Regions from separate parts of the Homo sapiens genome. Here region 2 is linked to region 1. Evidence: chromatin contacts called from ENCODE Hi-C or POLR2A ChIA-PET data. All regions are on one chromosome and are shown on one strand. Each heading gives the region's core, a stretch centred on a gene start or an enhancer-like site at or near the end of the contact. The rest is flanking DNA. Distances are from core to core; before and after follow the strand shown. Region 1 overlaps AFG2A (AAA ATPase AFG2A). Region 2 overlaps AFG2A (AAA ATPase AFG2A).

Region 1 (4,980 bases), core at 1,679-4,178:
CATTTTTAAAAAATTAACTCCAAAGTTAGTGAGAAGAGGAAATGTTGATGGCTTACTTTCAACCATATTCCTTGATGTACATGTGTCCATTTGTTCTTCTAGTTAATTGTCTTCAGGTTTCTAAAAATATATGTATTTTTAAAAATTTAATCTTTCATTATGGGTTCCAGTATGGCCTTATTAGAAATGGTGATGGCCAATAATTTAAACTTAGCATCATAGAATTTTAAGTTATTTAAATTTGAATAATTAGACAAAATACATTTTAATCTTTTCATTTAATAAATGAGGTAACTGATGGCCAAAAGGGCTAAGTCTTATTTAAAGTTGTGCCTGAGCTAGTTAATGGCAGACCTAGAGCCATGGAGGATTGGTTGCATTAGTATTATAGCTCCAAGGATCTTTAATTTCTGTAAGCTCTTGATAATATATTTAACATTTAATTCATACAAATTCTGTTTTTCAACTTACATGTTATTTTCAAGAATAGCATTTGTTGTGTAAAATAGGATACGTTTATATAGAGTCCAGAATCAATACTTCAGAGTGGGAAAGAATCTGAAGGCCTGTGGCAGGGGTCTCCAGGATCTCTTACGTTTTTATAGCTTTTGCAAATCAGTAAACTTACCTATTGTTCTTTTCTCCTTTCTAACAATCCACCATACTTTATATCCTCACATACCTACAAACGAAGTAATAGAGTTGGATGTAGGTTTATTTAAACATGTTCTTTCATATGTATAAGACTGAACTCTGGAGACTTAGGATTTTATCTTTTATTATTCTATAGGGCCTCCTAATCTCTAAAGTGCTATGCTCATTCTTGTCTCTATTTATATGCTGTTCCCCCTGCTTGGAATAGTCGGCTGCCTCTTTGGCCCCAATTCCTATTTTATCAGGTTAACATCGATTCACTTTTCAGGGCTAATTACTTGAACTTAGATATATGTTTCAGTTTTTCATTTGTGAAATAAAGGAATGTACTAAATGATTTCTGTGAGAGTCATTAGGTAAACTAATCCTTCCTGAAACTGAGTTCGATGTTCCTGACGTGTTTTTGTGCCACTTTGTTCTTTCCATGTCACAGTACTTGGCATAGTTTATAATAACTACGCGTTATGATGTATCTCTCCTATTAGACTGTTAGCTGTGAGAGATTGATTTGCCTTCTTGTGTACCCTCATATGTAAGAGCTCAGTACAATTGTTTAATGAAGTAATTATGTCTAGGAGGTTCTTGTTGAATATTTTGAGTGAATAGATGAGTTAATATTGAAAAGAGTGCCCATGAAAGAGTAACTCCTGTGGTCAATGAATATATCTTCTCAGTGGCTTTATGATATAATAATACTTTAATTGCTTTCCTTTAACATGAATTGTAACTGAATTGGCAAGAAATACAAGAACAGGGGTTCCATTACTGAGAACTATTTTTAAAAAATATTTTCAAAACCAGTTCGGTGCAGTGGCTCACACCTGCAATCCTAGCACTTTGGGAGGCCAGGCCAGGAGAATAATTTGAGGCCAGGAGTTTGAGACCAGCCTGGGCAATGTAGCAAGGCTCTGTCTCTAAGAGAAATAAAATTAGCCGGTGGTGGTAGTGTGTGTCTGTAGTCCTAGCTACTTGGGAGGCTGAAGTGGGAGGATTGCTTGAGTCTAGGAGTTGAGGCTGCAGTCAGCTATGATTGTACCACTGCACTCCAGCCTGGGTAATAGAGCAAGACCTTGTCTCTTAAAAAAAAAATCAGAGTAACGGCATGTAAAAAATGCTGTTCTCTCTCCTCAAGTTTTGTTTTTCTTCTTTAGTCACCCTGCCTTTCATACCAACCATATTCGTTTGTATAAAATATTCTGGCAAATCAAAACTCTTTGTGAATACTTTAAATCATATAATCTATATTTTGTATTCTAGTATATTTTGCACACTAGTCAGCTTATAAATATGTCCTGCAATGATTCTGAGCCTGATCAGGATTTCTGTATAGAAAATTCCCAAAACTGTTTTTATTATTTTTTTAAAGAGGTAGGGTCTTGCAGTATTGCCGAGACTGGTCTTAAACTCGTGGCCTCAAGTGATCCTCCCACCTTGGCCTCCTGAAGTGCTGGGATTATAGGTGTGAGTCACTGCATTCAGCCCCAAAACCTTTTTTATGGATTTATTTTCCTAGATCATCATGTTTTTAATTATTCTGATTAGAAAGTACTCTAAATAAAGATATTTTCCTGTTTTAGTAATAAAATATTAAGGAATAAACTTCATTGTATATGTACATATGGATACTTAGAACTGAGTTTTTTCATTTTATTAAAATTTTTTTAAATTAATAGACTTTTTTTAGAGCAGTTTTAGGTTTACAGAAGAATAAAGCAGAAAGTACAGATAATTTCCATGTAACTTCCCTTTTTTCCAGCTTCTCCCATTATTACTGTCTTGAGTTAGTGTGGTACCTTTGTTATAATTGATGAGCTAATATTGATACAATGATATTTCATTTTAAACTGCAGTTTATAATTTCTAAAACTACCATCCCTCAATGTTATTTAAACCAGCTCTGTGTTGTTGCTTTATTTATAGTTTTTTTTTACTTGCGCCACACTTTTTACATACTTTTTTAAAATAAACTTCTTTCTCAATGTATTGCATGTATACATAAGAGAGCATAAGCTAAAATATCCATGTGTTTTCCAAAGTGAACACACTTGTGTAACCACCACTCAGATCAAGATACAGAGCATTACTAGCTTCCTGGTACCTCTCTCAGACCCTTTCCCAGCCCTACATGCTCACCTCAACCCAAAAGGCAACCACTCTCCTGGCTTCGAATGCCATAGATCAGTTTTGCCTGTTTTGCCTTCTCTTCTTTCACTTGTTTTATGGTTTGGGAGCTTCATCATTTTATTCTGCATAGCAGGAGTTCATTTTTATTGCTGAATTCGATTGTTTAAGTATTATGAGTAATGCCATGAACATTCTTGCACATGCCTTTTGCTGCACAAATGTATGCATTTCTGTCTATTATTTGTCTAAGAGTGGAATTATTGGGTTATAGGATTCTTGTTACTAAATACTGCCAAAACGTTTTTGTAGTGATTTTACCAATTTACCTTTCTACCTGTTGTGCGTGAAAATTCCAGTTTCTTCTCGTGGGTGCTGACATGGAGTTTATAGCAGTATTTCATTGTGGTTTTAGTTCCCTGATGACTGAGTCTGAGTACTTTTTATATTTGAATTGACCATTTAGATGTCTTTCTTTGTGATGTGCCTGTCAAGTATCTATTCAATTTTTCTGTAGGGTTACTTTTTAAAAATATATTGATTTGTGGAAGTTATTAATATAGCTTAGTTGTGAGACCTTTGTTAGATATATGTATTTTAAATATCTTCTACTCTGTGGCTTACATTTTTATTCTCTGTAGTATCTTTTTGAGGAACAGAAAGTTTATAATTATATATTTATTATAATATATATTGATATAAAGGATCCAGTTCATCAGTCTTTTTCTTCGTGGCTGGTGATTTTTGTAGCTAGCTTAAGAAATCTTGGTCAAATCTACTGTTAGGTATATTTTCTCTTACCTTCTTGATGCTTTTATTGTTTTTCCTTTCATGTTGCTATCTTTAATTGCTTCACTTTTTTTCATATAGATGTGTTATACCAGTTATTGAAATGACCATCAATTTCTGCCTTGCTTCTGTGTTACCTTTGTTGTACATAAATCAAGGGTTTGTGTTCATTTTAGATTCTCTGCTCTGCCTCAATGGTCTTTTATCCTTGTCCACAATACTGAAATGTCTTCAATACTTTCAGCCTTATAAAAAGTCATAATTTCTGGAGGGTAAGTGATATTTTTTTAAAAAAATGGTCATCAAAATTTTCTTGACTATTGTTGGCACTTTGCATTCCCATAGAAGTTTTAAAATCAATGTGTCGGGTTCTTCCTTCTCCCCACCCAGTAAACTGGCTTGCATTTTGATTGGAATTATTAAGTCTTTCAATCAATTTGGAGAGATTTGGGAAGTTAATACCTTGTAATCCATGAACTTCTTAGATTCCTTCATTTTATTTTAGATTTTCCTTAATTTCCCTCCAGGTAGTTTGGTAGTTTTATGTGAAAAGTCTTGCATACTGTTAATTAGATTTATTCTTAGGTACTTTGGTTTTTTGAATGCACTTATGAATGGCATTTTGTAAAGTTTCACTTGTAATTATTTTATGTTAGTATAGTCACGGACTGCATAACGATGTTTTAGTCAAGGATGAATGGTATATACTACAGTGGCTCTGTAAGATTATAATGGAGCTGAAAAATTCCTATCATCCAGTGACATCATAACCATTGTAAAGTAGTAGTGTAATTAGTATTATTATTTTTAAATTTGGTGTAGCCTAAGTGGATAGTGTTTACAGTAGAGTATAGTAATGTCCTGGGCCTTCACATTTGCTCAGCACATACTCACTGACTTACCCAGAGCAACTTCCAGTCCTATAAGCCTCATTCATGGTAAGTGCCCACACAGGTATAACATTTTTTAATCTTTTATACTATATTTTTACTGTACCTTTTCTTTTTCTATGTTTAGATACACAAATACTTACCATTGTGTTATAGTTACCTATGGTACTGAGTATAGTAACATGCCTTACAGGTTTGTAGCCTTGCTGTATAGTAGGCCATACCATCTAGATTTTCATAAGTAGACTCTTTGATGTTTGCACAATGATAAAATCACATAAAGACACATCTCTCAGAATGTATCCCTGTCATTAAGCAATGCATGGCTGTATCTAGAAAAAGTAAAAAAAAAATTTTTTTTTTTTTTTGAGACGGAATCTCACTTTGTCACCCAGGCTGGAGTGCAGTGGCACGATCTTTGTAAATCTTTTATACTGTATTTTTACTGTACCTTTTCTTTTTCTATGTTTAGGTATACAAATACCATTGTGTTACGGTTACCTACAGTATTGAGTATAGTAACTTG
Region 2 (4,608 bases), core at 1,295-3,794, 49 kb after region 1:
TGACATTTTTCTTTCTTTTTTTTTTTTTTTTAATTGATCATTCTTGGGTGTTTCTCACAGAGGGGGATTTGGCAGGGTCATAGGACAATAGTGGAGGGAGGGTCAGCAGATAAACAAGTGAACAAAGGTCTCTGGTTTTCCTATGCAGAGGACCCTGCGGCCTTCCGCAGTGTTTGTGTCCCTGGGTACTTGAGATTAGGGAGTGGTGATGACTCTTAACGAGCATGCTGCCTTCAAGCATCTGTTTAACAAAGCACATCTTGCACCACCATTATTCCATTTAACCCTGAGTGGACACAGCACATGTTTCAGAGAGCACAGGGTTGGGGGTAGGGTCACCGATCAACAGGATCACAAGGCAGAAGAATTTTTCTTAGTACAGAACAAAATGAAAAGTCTCCCGTGTCTACCTCTTTCTACACAGACATGGCAACCATCCGATTTCTCAATCCTTTCCCCGCCTTTCTCCCCTTTCTGTTCCACAAAACCGCCATTGTCATCATGGCCCGTTATCAATGAGCTGTTGGGTACACCTCCCAGATGGGGTGGTGGCTGGGCAGAGGGGCTCCTCACTTCCCAGTAGGGGCGGCCGGGCAGAGGTGCCCCTCACCTCCCGGACCGGGCGGCTCGGGTGGGGGGCTGACCCCCCCACCTCCCTCCCGGATGGGGCGGCTGGCCGGGCGGGGGGCTGACCCCCCCACCTCCCTCCCGGACGGGGCGGCTGGCCGGGCAGAGGGGCTCCTCACTTCCCAGTAGGGGCGGCCGGGCAGAGGCGCCCCTCACCTCCCGGACGGGGCGGCTGGCCGGGCGGGGGGCTGACCCCCCTACCTTCCTCCTGGATGGGGCGGCTGGCTGGGCGGGGGGCTGACCCCCCCACTTCCTTCCCGGATGGGGCGGCTGGCCGGGCAGAGGGGCTCCTCACTTCCCAGTAGGGGCGGCCGGGCAGAGGCGCCCCTCACCTCCCAGACGGGGTGGCTGGCCGGGCGAGGGGCTGACCCCCCCACCTCCCTCCCGGACGGGGCGGCTGGCCGGGCAGGGGGCTGATCCCCCCACCTCCCTCCCGGACGGGGCGGCTGGCCGGGCAGAGGGGCTGACCCCCACCTCCCTCCCGGATGGGGTGGCTGCCGGGCAGAGACGCCCCTCACTTCCTAGACGGGGTGGCTGCCGGGTGGAGGGGCTCCTCACTTCTCATATGGGGCGGTTGCCAGGCGGAGGGTCTCCTCACTTCTCAGACAGGGCGGCTGGGCAGAGACGCTCCTCACCTCCCAGACGGGGTCGCGGCCGGGTAGAGGTGCTCCTCACATCCCAGACGGGGTGGCGGGGCAGAGGCGCTCCCCACATCTTAGACGATGGGCGGCTGGGCAGAGACGCTCCTCACTTCCTAGATGGGATGGCGGCCGGGTAGAGGTGCTCCTCACTTCCTAGATGGGATGGCGGCCGGGCAGAGACGCTCCTCACTTTCCAGACTGGGTAGCCAGGCAGAGGGGCTCCTCACGTCCCAGACGATGGGCGGCCAGGCAGAGACGCTCCTCACTTCCCAGACGGGGTGGCGGCCGGGCAGAGGCTGCAATCTTGGCACTTTGGGAGGCCAAGGCAGGCGGCTGGGAGGTGGAGGTTGTAGCGAGCTGAGATCACGCCACTGCACTCCAGCCTGGGCACCATTGAGCACTGAGTGAACCAGACTCCGTCTGCAATCCCGGCACCTCGGGACGCCGAGGCTGGCGGATCACTCGCAGTTCGGAGCTGGAGACCAGCCCGGCCAACACAGCGAAACCCCGTCTCCACCAAAAAAATACGAAAACCAGTCAGGCGTGGTGGCGCACGCCTGCAATCGCAGGCCCTCGGCAGGCTGAGGCAGGAGAATCAGGCAGGGAGGCTGCAGTGAGCCGAGATGGCAGCAGTACAGTCCAGCTTCGGCTCGGCATCAGTGGGAGACTGTGGAAAGAGAGGGAGAGGGAGACCGTGGGGAGAGGGAGAGGGGGGAGAGGGAAGGGGAGAGGGAGAGGGGGGAGAGGGAAAGGGAGAGGGAGAGGGAGAGAGAGAGGGAGAGGGGGGAGAGGGAAAGGGAGAGGGAGAGGGAGAGCGAGAGCGAGAGCGAGAGCGAGAGCTGACATTTTTCTTTTTAATCAACGGGAGAGAGTCTATAGTTGCCTTATGGCACCATAGTGAAACTGGAACTTTTGACTTCTTTTTTTTTTTTTTTCTTTAAATCTTCATAGAATGTGTCTTTACAGCATGGGAAATTTTTTTTTTTTTTTTTTTTTTTTTTTTTTTTTTGCTTTTCACTATATACAGCTAATGGCTTTTACTTATTTTCATTTAGATCTAAGAACACATTTTAACAGTTACTGCTTCCTAATCTTGCTTTATCTGTATTAAAGAAGCATTTGGAAATTTATAATTGTTCTTGACCTTGGAGGTTGGTTTTCTCAACCTTTTTTTTCCTGCAATATGCAGTATCTTTAGTAATTTGGTACACTTATGATTTCTAAACAAAATATGTGTCTTTTGAACATTGTTGAAAAGTTAGTGTATGACCCCACAAAGAATTTGGAACAGGTGCCAGCCCAATTGTGACTGCCTGACTTCTTGTCCTTACACTGGGAGTTGTTAGCATGAAAAAACAAAATGTCATGGCATTTTCTCTAAAATAATACTTTGAAAAGAATTTTTGTCCCTGGTGGTAAAAAACTTGGCACCCAGCAAGCAAGAGGATCTTGACTCATAGATGTATAAAAACATTGTCAGTGCCCCTGGAGCTACGGAATTCCTCTCTCATAGTAATTTTTCTAATGTCTGTAGCTCAGTTCATTAATTTTTATTTTGCTGCCTTGGAATTTGTCCATAAAAGTATTTTTTTTTCTATTTATTTTTAACCTGATCATCAAGTTCCTTGGCTTCTATGGGTGTACAGTTTGAATTTTTGTTGTTGTTGTTTTATTTTGTTTTGGGGTGTTTGGCTAGGAAGAACTAACTATAGGATGTTTGTCAGGGACATGTTCCTTGGGAAATTTATCTCACTGCTCTGTGCTTGTTTGACAGCTGTTCTTGCACTTCTGACTTTAATTCAAAAAGTTATAAAGCCATATGTGAGCAGCTGTTCACTGTTTTCATTAGGGCAAAATAAGATCGGATGCAAATATTATCAGGAATGATTTAGGTTATATTGTAAAAATAATTTAGACTATATTGTAGGAATAATTTTACGGTAGTTATGATATATTGTAAGTTATTAAAAAGAAGGTTCTAGAATTAAAAACAATTTTAAGCATAAAGTACTATTTGTTGAAAGATGAGAGGTGTTGAAAGATGATATACTGTCTGAAGGTAGGATAGTGAAACAGCTAGCTTTTGAATTCCTCTTCTAGTTCTAGGATTTTATGATTTCATGGTAGTGTTTATCCTTCTCTACAGACTAACTTTTCCCATGACTTCCTATGCTTTAGAACTCTTCTGTGTAATAATAAGCTTTTTTTTTTTGAGACAGAGTCTCGCTGTGTCACCCAGGCTAGAGTGTAGTGGCATGCTCTTGGCTCACTGCAACCTCCGCCTCCCAGGTTCAAGCGAGTCTCCTGCCTCAGCCTCTTGAGTAGCTGGGATTACTGGCATGCACCACCACGCCCAGCTAATTTTTTTTTTTTTTTGTATTTTTAGTAGAGATGGGGTTTCACCATGTTGGCCAGGCTTTTTAAGCTGATTCATATTTATTTGTGAATTATTATCATAGCCATAGAAAGAGTTATCATTTTTTTGGCTTTCAGGTACTAAAATCAAAATGCAAAATTGGTTTGCCTTTAGTTTAAAGTGATCAGAACAAAAAAAAATGAAGATAATTTAATGGCTTATCTTTTTCAGTAGTCCTCCAGAATACAAACTTTATAATCATCTCTCAGACATTTAAATAAAGTATCTAGTATTTATTAAATATTTACCACATGCCAGGCAAAGTACAATTAATTTAACATATGCTCTCCTGTTTAATTCTCACAGTGATCCTGAGACCTTAGGGTTTATTATCCCCATATTATAGAAGAGGAAAAAGTTTAGAGAGTTGAAGTAAATTACCCAAAGTCACATAGTAAGTACTGGGTCTGAGATTTGAACCCAAGACCATTTTTTTTTTTACCAAGTTCTAAATTTTAGAAGATATTTACTATATCAAAAAAGTATGAAGTTAAAAAGAATCAGAATGTAAAATTGTGAATATGTTAAACCATACATACACATGCACACATGTGTGTTTGCATTTGGAGAGGCTAGAAGGTCCTACACCAAAATATTAACAAGGATTACTTTTAGGTATTGGCATACAGATAATTCTTACATCCTTCTTTATAATTTCTTGTAGGCTATACTTCTTATATCTGCTATTCTCATAATCAACAAGGTGGGAATTGCTGCTATTTTTATATTCTAAAAACTTGACATCTTACATGTATGCAATTTTCAAATCTGTCTTCACTGTCTTATTTGAGAATTATAAAGCTGTTTTTCAGTAGCTTTTGTATTAATTTGTGTAAAGACAGATATTTTATATATTTAGAGACTCTCTTTTAGGATACTTTTCTTATTTCTCTTTCTAGATTTCAGATTTTTTGGACATTATTG

The links. A loop is a pair of places that touch in the nucleus more often than their neighbours do. ChIA-PET counts read pairs that join two places held with the same protein, here RNA polymerase II (POLR2A). Pooled maps may share reads with other maps.
Region 2: a loop to region 1 is called in a map of endothelial cell of umbilical vein, with 10 times the contacts of the local background. The contact joins two enhancer-like sites. A Hi-C loop is called at or near these places in 2 of 168 maps with a recorded cell type or tissue (endothelial cell of hepatic sinusoid and endothelial cell of umbilical vein) and 1 of 50 pooled maps. POLR2A ChIA-PET finds 5 or more read pairs at or near these places in 3 of 52 experiments (MCF 10A, activated T-cell and activated naive CD8-positive, alpha-beta T cell).

The regions. Positions count from the first base shown.
Region 1 is chr4:122,965,668-122,970,647 of GRCh38, forward strand. The region is part of intron 9 of AFG2A (AAA ATPase AFG2A); the gene reads left to right. Among named protein-coding and RNA genes, the nearest start is that of AFG2A, 45 kb to the left of the region's middle. Within about 2 kb of position 2,929, at least 3 of the 41 ENCODE cell types and tissues checked have a DNase peak (open chromatin) inside an H3K27ac peak, as active enhancers do.
Region 2 is chr4:123,015,172-123,019,779 of GRCh38, forward strand. All of the region lies in intron 10 of AFG2A (AAA ATPase AFG2A), which reads left to right. Among named protein-coding and RNA genes, the nearest start is that of AFG2A, 94 kb to the left of the region's middle. Within about 2 kb of position 2,545, at least 2 of the 41 ENCODE cell types and tissues checked have a DNase peak (open chromatin) inside an H3K27ac peak, as active enhancers do.